Regions from separate parts of the Homo sapiens genome. Here region 2 is linked to region 1. Evidence: read pairs that join two places in POLR2A ChIA-PET (ENCODE). Cell type or tissue: OCI-LY7. All regions are shown on one strand. Region 1 has its middle 14 kb from the start of AIRIM. Region 2 has its middle 2.8 kb from the start of MANEAL.

Region 1 (4,000 bases):
CAAATGGGGCTGAGCCCCTTGCTGAGCTGGTAGGGATATAAGAATGGATAAGAAAAAAATAAAATCCTGCAGGAGCTGGATTTAAATTTAAAAAAAAATAGGCCGAGTGTGGTGGCTCACGCCTATAATTCCAGAGCTTTGAGAGGCCAAGGTAGGCAGATTTCTTTTATTTATTTATTTAGTTAGTTATGAGATGGAGCCTCACTATGTTGCCCTGCCTGGTCTCAAACTCCTGGGCTTAAGCGATCTGCCCGCCTCGGTCTCTCAAAGTGCTGGGATTACAGATGTGAGCCAAAGCACCAAGCCCAGCTCAGGTGGATCTCCTGAGCCCAGGAGTTCAAGACCAGCCTGGACAACATGGTGAAACCCTGACTCTACATTTTTTAAAAAAATTAAAAATTAAGTGTTAAAGGGAAGTACAAGTACTGTGCTGAGAAAGGAAGGGTTATTTTCATCTAGGGGTGTAAGAAGAGATAACAAAAAGGAGATGGTGTCTGAGTGGGGCTTGGAAAAATAAGAAAGTGGGTCTCTTTCCCGTAGCAGGAAACAATGTCTTGCCTTTGAGGTGGAGGTGGCAGTTAGGGGATGTTTTCTCTAGCAAAGACCCCAGCTCCTCCATAAGAGCAGGCAGCTTCTTCCAGGCAGAGTGCATTGACTAGAAATCTTTTCTGGAAAATGATAAGAAGGGGCCAGGAGCAGCTGCAGATGACTTAGGGAGTTGGGACTGACAGGCACCTCTTTAGGGCCTGTGGAGATACTGTCACGTAATAGGGATTGCCTGTAGCCAGAAGAGTGGATAACAGGGAGCCTTTGGGAGGGGGACAAGGCCAGAGGCCTCAATGACGGGTAACTAACCTGCTCTGCAAAGGCTCAAACTTCAACTTGGAGAAGAAAGGGTCTGTCCACAGTGCTGGGGCAGCTACAAGCAGTAGGACCAGAGAGAAGCTGGGCAGAACTGGCAACATAATTTGCAGGGCCCAGTGCCAAAGGAAAATCATTCGAAAACTGTTTAGAATTTCGAGAGTGACAGCAGAGCATGAAACCAACCTTGGGAACCCTTGTAAGTGTGGGTCACAGGCACATGAAGCCAGCCCTGAAGTGTGGGCTAGGGAAAGCAAGCAGGGGATAAGGCCACAGGAAGGGCAGCCACAGGAGCCTTCTGACCTAATGGTCTGATCAAAATGAAGAGAACCCATAAACACAGGTGGGTAATCCTGAGACACAGCCAGGGCCACACTCAACCATTCCTAGTTGCACCACTGAGGCCTTTGTAGCTCTCCCAATGACCCAGTCCACCCCAGCCAAACAGCATTCTCCAAGAGTCCAGGTCTCGCCCTATTTGGAGGACAGAGGGCATTTAAATTTCATCTCTCTGTGTTGGGGGAGCTCTAAATGCTGGGAAAAGATGTCATGCCTGGAGACCATCTGGGGAAAAGGCCTCCGGAGCTGTTTCTTTAATTTACAGAACTGACAACTGAGGGTAGGGGCCTTTGGCAAGTACAAAGGGTGATGGCCCAGAAAAGAATCAAAGTATTAATAACGGGCTCGGCTGGCACTGGCCTCCTGTCCCCCGCCCTGGGGTTCATGTGGCAGGGAAGCCTGATGTCTCTGTTTCAACAGTGGGATCAAAACTGGCTTTCAGAGCAACATAAGCCAGGGGTAATTTTTAGCACAGACGTAACTTTCTAGTTCCTTTTTCCTACCCCTCATTTTTCGGTTGCCTTTAAAGAGGCCGCAGAGAACTGAAAAACAAATCCAAGTTTAAAGAGACAAGTGCAAAAATGCAAACTGGGCAAGGGGACAGAGCCGCCAGCTGGACAAAATGTGCCTGGAAAACAGCATCCTCTGCTTGGCAGGTGCCAGGAATTTATGGTTGAGTTTTGCAGACGTTTCATCACATTACAAGCCAGCTCAGGAGACCCTCATAAAACTCTGCTTATATGAAAGAACAAACTAGCTGATAAAAGTCAGCTGTTGCCTATAAACGCACTGTGGGAATTGCAATTGAGTAGCGGATTTATTAGTCTGGGCTCTCTGTGCAAATTAAGAACTGCTCCACACGTTTCAATCAGAAGAGATGAGCCAGAGCAGAAAGGGTTGCTCCCCGCTCACATGATGGCCAGCAGGCCAGGCTGACCCCCACCCCCATCACTTACTCTACTAGAGACCAGAGGGAAGACTCTCACTGAAATTAAGTCACAGAGGAGCTAGTCTCACATTCCCCTATCTCGCCTCCCACAAAAACCCACAAAAACAATCAGTCACTCTCTCCATCCACTGCATTCCCCACACATCCTTCACAATAGCACTTCTCACGAAGAGCTTGCAGATCTGCCTGGCCTACTAAATCATGGACTTCTTTGATTTACCTCTGTATTGCTAATGATGAGTTCTGTGCTGGGCACACTGGGAGGCCTCAGAATGAATGGATATGGATGCGACAGACTCTAAAGCCCCATATACATAAGTTATGACTATCCCACCCCAAACAGCATGGAGGGGCCAGGGGAGCAATGCCGAGGTACCCATTGGACTTGAGGACTGGCAACAAAAAGGGGAAAAGAGGTGCAGTGAGGGAGTTATGAAGGCGTTTCTTCCCCAGAGAAGTGCGGTCTTTGTGGCTAGTCTACCCAGCCATCAATCTCTGTGCTAACTGCTGCCTTTTCTCAGGATGAAGGCTCTTTCTTAAGGAATGACTCTGCAACTGAACTAAGGGTACTTATTAAGGATGCAGATATCTAGCCCCTCCCCACACATACTAGACCAGAATCTCTGGGCTGGGGCCCTACAGTCTCGGAAAAATGACTTTGCTCTACGTGGAAACCAAGAAGGAGCCTTCCAGGAAGGATGGGGAGGAGGACAGTGCCTGGAAGGGGTACCCCTGTCATTCCTTCAGAATCACTGGCTTTCTCCTACCAGGCCCTGGCATCAAAGGCAAAAGTGTAGGACTCTGGTAGACCACGCCAGGATTTGCTCCAACCCTCTTGGCTATGGGGTCAGAAGGAAGGGTAACTGGCAAGGTTGCGGCTGTCCTGGAAGAGGCTTGGATACTTCATGTGCCACGGCCAAGTTGGATGGAGGTAGCTCTGCACTGCAGGATCCATGTCCTGTGCAGGGCTGGGTATCAGAAAACCTCACCCTTGTTACAGCTGAGTAGATGTTAGGCATGCTCTTGCCTTCTGTGGCAGAAAGGCAACAGTGATGTGGGGGAAAGCACCTTTCACCGGAACCAAGCAAGCCCTGGTGCAAATTCTGGCAACATTACTGACAAGCTGTGGGCATTTAGAAAGCTTACCAGGTCTCTGTCTCGGTCTCCTCATCTACCTAATGGAAGTAAGCATACTTGTTTCAATTCTCGTTGAGGGTTTAGAAAGATATTAAAGAGCCTAGCACAGAGCTATACACTTAGTGAGTGACTAATAAAGCTTAAGTGAATTTCAATCCCTTAAATGCTCACAAATGTACCCAAAGCCCTCACTATCTCCTCTCGCTTAAACCTTACAACCCTGTAAGGACATATCATCACTTCCACTATACAGATGAGGAAATAGACTTAGAGGAAATTACTTGCCCAAGATCACACAGCTGGCTAAAGGCTGAGCCTGAGACTTGAACCCAGGTCTAGGTTCCTTCCTTCCCCTCATCCCCAAACCTGCTCCCTGAAATGTGCACTCTTCCTCCCTTCTCATAGGGAAATGGAATTATAAATGATCCAGTGTTTGAGCAGGTTGGGAAGGTACCTGGCTTCTCGTCCCAATTAAAGTCTGGTGTAATACAGTCCCCATAAAGCCCAGGCTCTCCTTGGGCAAGCAGGAGACCTTCTCTTTAGGGCCCAGGCACCCCAGCACCTTGAGACAACACTTACTCTGAGAGAAGAATCTGAAGGTCAGTTTCTAGATGTGGATGGGGAGGGACAGGATAGAGGGAAACCAAAATTCTTCATTTCATCCCAAGACTGTCTTACACTGACAGAGAAAGGGGTTCTGACCCAGCTGAGGGA
Region 2 (4,000 bases), 110 kb after region 1:
AGGTGGATTGTTTGAGCCCAGGAATTTGAGACTAGCCTGGGCAGCATGGCAAAACCCCATCTCTACCGAAAAAAAAAAAAAATTAGCCAGGCGTGGTGGTGCACACCTGTAGTCTCAACTACTTGGGAGGCTGAGGTGGGAAGACTGCTTGAGCCCAGGAGGCAAAGGTTGCAGTGAGCTGTGACTGGGCTACTGCACACCAGACTGGGTGATAAAGTGAGACCCTGTCTCAAAAACAAAAAACAAAACAAAACAAACAAACAAACAAAAACAGGTTTCATTCCAGACCTACTGAATCAGGATCTGTATTTTTAACAAGATCCTCAAGGGACTGACATGCTCACTAAAGTGTGAGAAGCACTTTAAGCCATGTTTAGCTGTTTTCCTTCTTATTTGTGGCTGAACACACATTCTAATCGATAGAATGGGTGTAATACATACCTTGAATGCCACGTGTCACATCTCTTTGGCCCACCTTGATTTTAGGAAAAGTTTTTAGGCAGAACTCTTAAGATGTCCCCCACCAAGATTCCTGTCCTCTAGCTATTCAATTGAAAATAATCTAGTTACTGTTGTGAAGGGACTTTGTGGAATGGAATGAAGTTTACTAATTAGTTGACCTTATATTTTATAATTTTTTAAATTAAAAAAACTTTTAGAGATGAGGTCTCATTATGTTACCCAGGCTGGTCTCTAACTTCTGGGCTCAAGCAACCTACCCACCTTGGCCTCCTAAAGTACTGGGACAGGTGTGAGCCATTGTGCCTGGTCTTTTGTTTGTTTTTTTTTTGTTTTTTTTTTTTTTTTGTAGCGACAGGGTCTTGCTATATTGCTCAGGCTGGCCTCGAACTCCTGGGCTCAAGTGATCCTCCCATCTCGGCCTCCCAAAGTTCTGGGATTACGGGCATGAACCACCACACCTGGCCAATAATTGACCTTAAACAGAGGAAGTTACCCTGGATTATCTGACGGCATCTAATATATCACATGAGCTCTTAAAACCAGAAGAGGAAGGTATGAGAGAGAGGTAGAAAGGGAGGTCAGAGAGATCCAAAGTGTGAGAAGGACAAGATCTGATGTTGCTGGCTTTGAAGATGGAAGAAGGGGCCTACAAGCCAAGAAATGCAGCAGGCCTCTAGAAACTGAGAAAGACCCCCAGATGACAGCCAGCAAGCAAATGGGGGCCTTAGCCCTGCAATTGTGTGGAACTGAATTCTGCCATTGAGCTGGACGTAGATCCGTTCCTAGAGCCTCCAGAAAGGAGTGTAACCTGCCAACGCCTTAATTTTGGCTTCCTGAGATTCCAACCAGAGAACTCACTAAGTCACACTGTGCCTAGACTTTTGACCTACAGAAATCATGAGACAGTAAACTTTTGTGCTGTTTTAACTGCTAAATTTATAGTAATTTGTTATGACAGCAGAAAATGAGTACATCTAGGATGGATGGTTCTGTGCGAGCTTAGTCTTCCTCACACTGGCGGCATCCCACTTGAATAAATAATGTGTCCGTCTCTCTTTATACCTGCCTCAAAACCTTCTCTGATGTCCTGGGAGCCTGCTTGGCAACAGGAGACCAGAAATACAAGGAAGTTAACTCCCCTAGGGAAAATGCTTGACCAGTGGAGGAGGGGGTCAGTAGGTAATTGCTTCAGCCTCACACCTCCTAACTCTGGGAGGCATTTGTACACTTCTGAAAAGACGTGGCAGAATTAAGTCCCCATTATCTATAGCAGCGACATCCTCAGTGCACCATTGGTTTGGCTTTTCTTTTGTTCTTGTCTCATTCTGTTCAATTCCTAACTCTTACTTCCTGAGATTACCTTCCAAATGACCTCCTGCTCCCAAGTCCCCTTCTCGGTCTTGTCAGAGATTGATAGGCAATCAATAGTCAGCTCCATCAGCTCACCTTGCTCAGAATAAAAGGGTAACTTATTGGAAGAATGGTCAAGTGTTTCACACCGCAACTAGGCCGCCAGGAAGACTGAAATCAGGACACCAATAACACTAAGTTTCTCTCTGTCCCTTCCCTCTAATGGCATTATCTTGTTTGTTTGTTTGTTTGTTTGTTTGTTTGTTTTTGAGAGAGGGTCTCACTCGGTCACCCTGGCTGGGGTGCAGTGGTGTGATCACGGCTCACTGCAGCCTTGACCTCTCAGGCTCAAGTGGTCCTCCCACCTCAACCTCCCGAGTAGTTGGGAGTACAGGCGTGTGCCACCATGCCTGACTAATATATTTTAATTTTTTGTAGAGATGAGGTCTCACTATGTTACCCAGGCTGATCTCAAAAGCCTGAACTCAAGTCATCCTCCCACCTCAGCCTCCCAAAGTGCTGCGATTACAGGCATGAGCCGCCGCACCCGGCAAATGGCATTATCTTTAAAGAGGATGAAATCTCTCCTGCAGACCAGAGAGTAAAATCCCAAAAAATGACTGGAATTGATGCCCTTTGGGTCAGTATTCATGATTGGTCCAGTGGAAGATGGGAAGCTATCATTGGACTAATTTTGACCACTAGGTCAGAGTACTAGCCCTGGGTCAAACTGTCAAGGCCAGGTGGCAGTGTCAAGGACTCCAGGCATGGCCAACAGGGGACACAATTGTTTCAGGGCATCCCAGAAATAGTGGGATGACTGGGAGCTGGGGAAACCTTCCCACTATTTTTCCAAAACCTTCACCACCCATTCCCTGTTCTCTTAGTTCCTCGTTAATGATTCTTTCTGTTTCCTTCTTAGACTCTCTCCTTCCTCTGCCTGTCCCAGAAATGCTGGTGTTCCTGAGAGTGCCGTCCTTACCCGTTTTCTTCTCTTTCTTTCTTTCTTTCTTTTCTTTCTTTCTTTCTTTCTTTTTTTGAGACAGAGTCTCGCTCTGTCACCCGGGCTGGAGTGCAGTGGCGTGATCTCGGCTCACTGCAACCTCCGCCTCCTGGGTTCAAGTAATTCTCCTGCCTCAGCCTCCCAAGTAGCTGGGACTACAGGCGCCTGCCACCTCGCCTGGCTAATTTCTTGTATTTTAGTAGAGATGGTGGTTTCATCGTGTTGCCCAGGCTGGTCGCAAACGCCTGAGCTCAGGTAATCCACCTGCCTTGGCCTCTCAAAGTGCTGGATTACAGGCTTGAGCCACTGCACCCAGCCTCTTCTCACTCTTTCTATTCCCAGAGTCACCTCACTCTTTGGTAGACATGGTATTCTCTCCAACATTTAACCCACTCCACAAATGTAATCTCATCTAGTCATGGTAATTCTATCCCCCTCGGCAATAATTTGTCTGGCATAAAAAGGCCTAAACCAGATTAGACCAAGGAGATTCAATGAGATGTTTGTTTAGGACTTCTGGGAAAGAGAAATCAGTCTTACCCTTGCCTGTGGAATGGGAAGAGCAGTCAATAGCCATAGCAGCCATTTTGTGGCATGAGGGGAACTGGGTTTGTATATGAAGTCAGTGGTGGGGAGAGTAGAGCAGTGAGACGGGAACATCTCAGGTTCCTAATGACATTGTTGGATCAGAGAAAATACCCACTCTGCCCTGCCACTGGGCTCCTTGCTTTGCAAGTTGATACACTGGCATATTCCTTAAGTCAGGCTGAATCGGGTATGGGCGACCTGGAGCTGAAGGCATTCCACTTCATTCACATTTACCACCATAAGGTCTCTCAAGCTCACTTTCCTCGGCTGCAGGTCTACCAACACTTCCCAAGCTCCCTGCTCCTCTTCCTGGGTTCCCTACAATTCATTTTACTTAACCAATAAGAACTGGGTGCCCGCCATCATCCCAAGCTCTGTTTTAGACATGCAGACAGGGAATGAAACAAAGTTGCTGTCATTGCGGACCACTGAAGGAGGCATATGATAAACAAAACTATCTTCTGAATAAATGAAGTAATGAATAATGCAGTGTAGGAACTCTATCAATAGCGAGTGAAAAGCTTATTATCTACAGACTATCACACCAGGGGCTGGTACTCACTTAAACGGCACTAGGAAGTGAGTGTCAGATGCTGT

The links. Peaks named below come from ENCODE experiments on the same cell type or tissue, not always from the same donor. Only the 100,000 strongest peaks of a DNase experiment are listed, where the experiment ranks them.
Region 2: POLR2A ChIA-PET joins it to region 1 with 5 read pairs; 7 of 35 experiments call an interaction of 5 or more read pairs at or near these places.

The regions. Positions count from the first base shown.
Region 1 is chr1:37,674,792-37,678,791 of GRCh38, forward strand. No RefSeq gene overlaps it. Among named protein-coding and RNA genes, the nearest start is that of AIRIM, 14 kb to the right of the region's middle. In OCI-LY7, CTCF peaks have their summits at 1,792 and 1,991; a DNase peak (open chromatin) is centred at 1,670; H3K4me3 peaks cover 1,527 bases; H3K27ac peaks cover 2,983 bases.
Region 2 is chr1:37,789,001-37,793,000 of GRCh38, forward strand. No RefSeq gene overlaps it. Among named protein-coding and RNA genes, the nearest start is that of MANEAL, 2.8 kb to the right of the region's middle. In OCI-LY7, no CTCF peak of the experiment used is centred here; no DNase peak of the experiment used is centred here.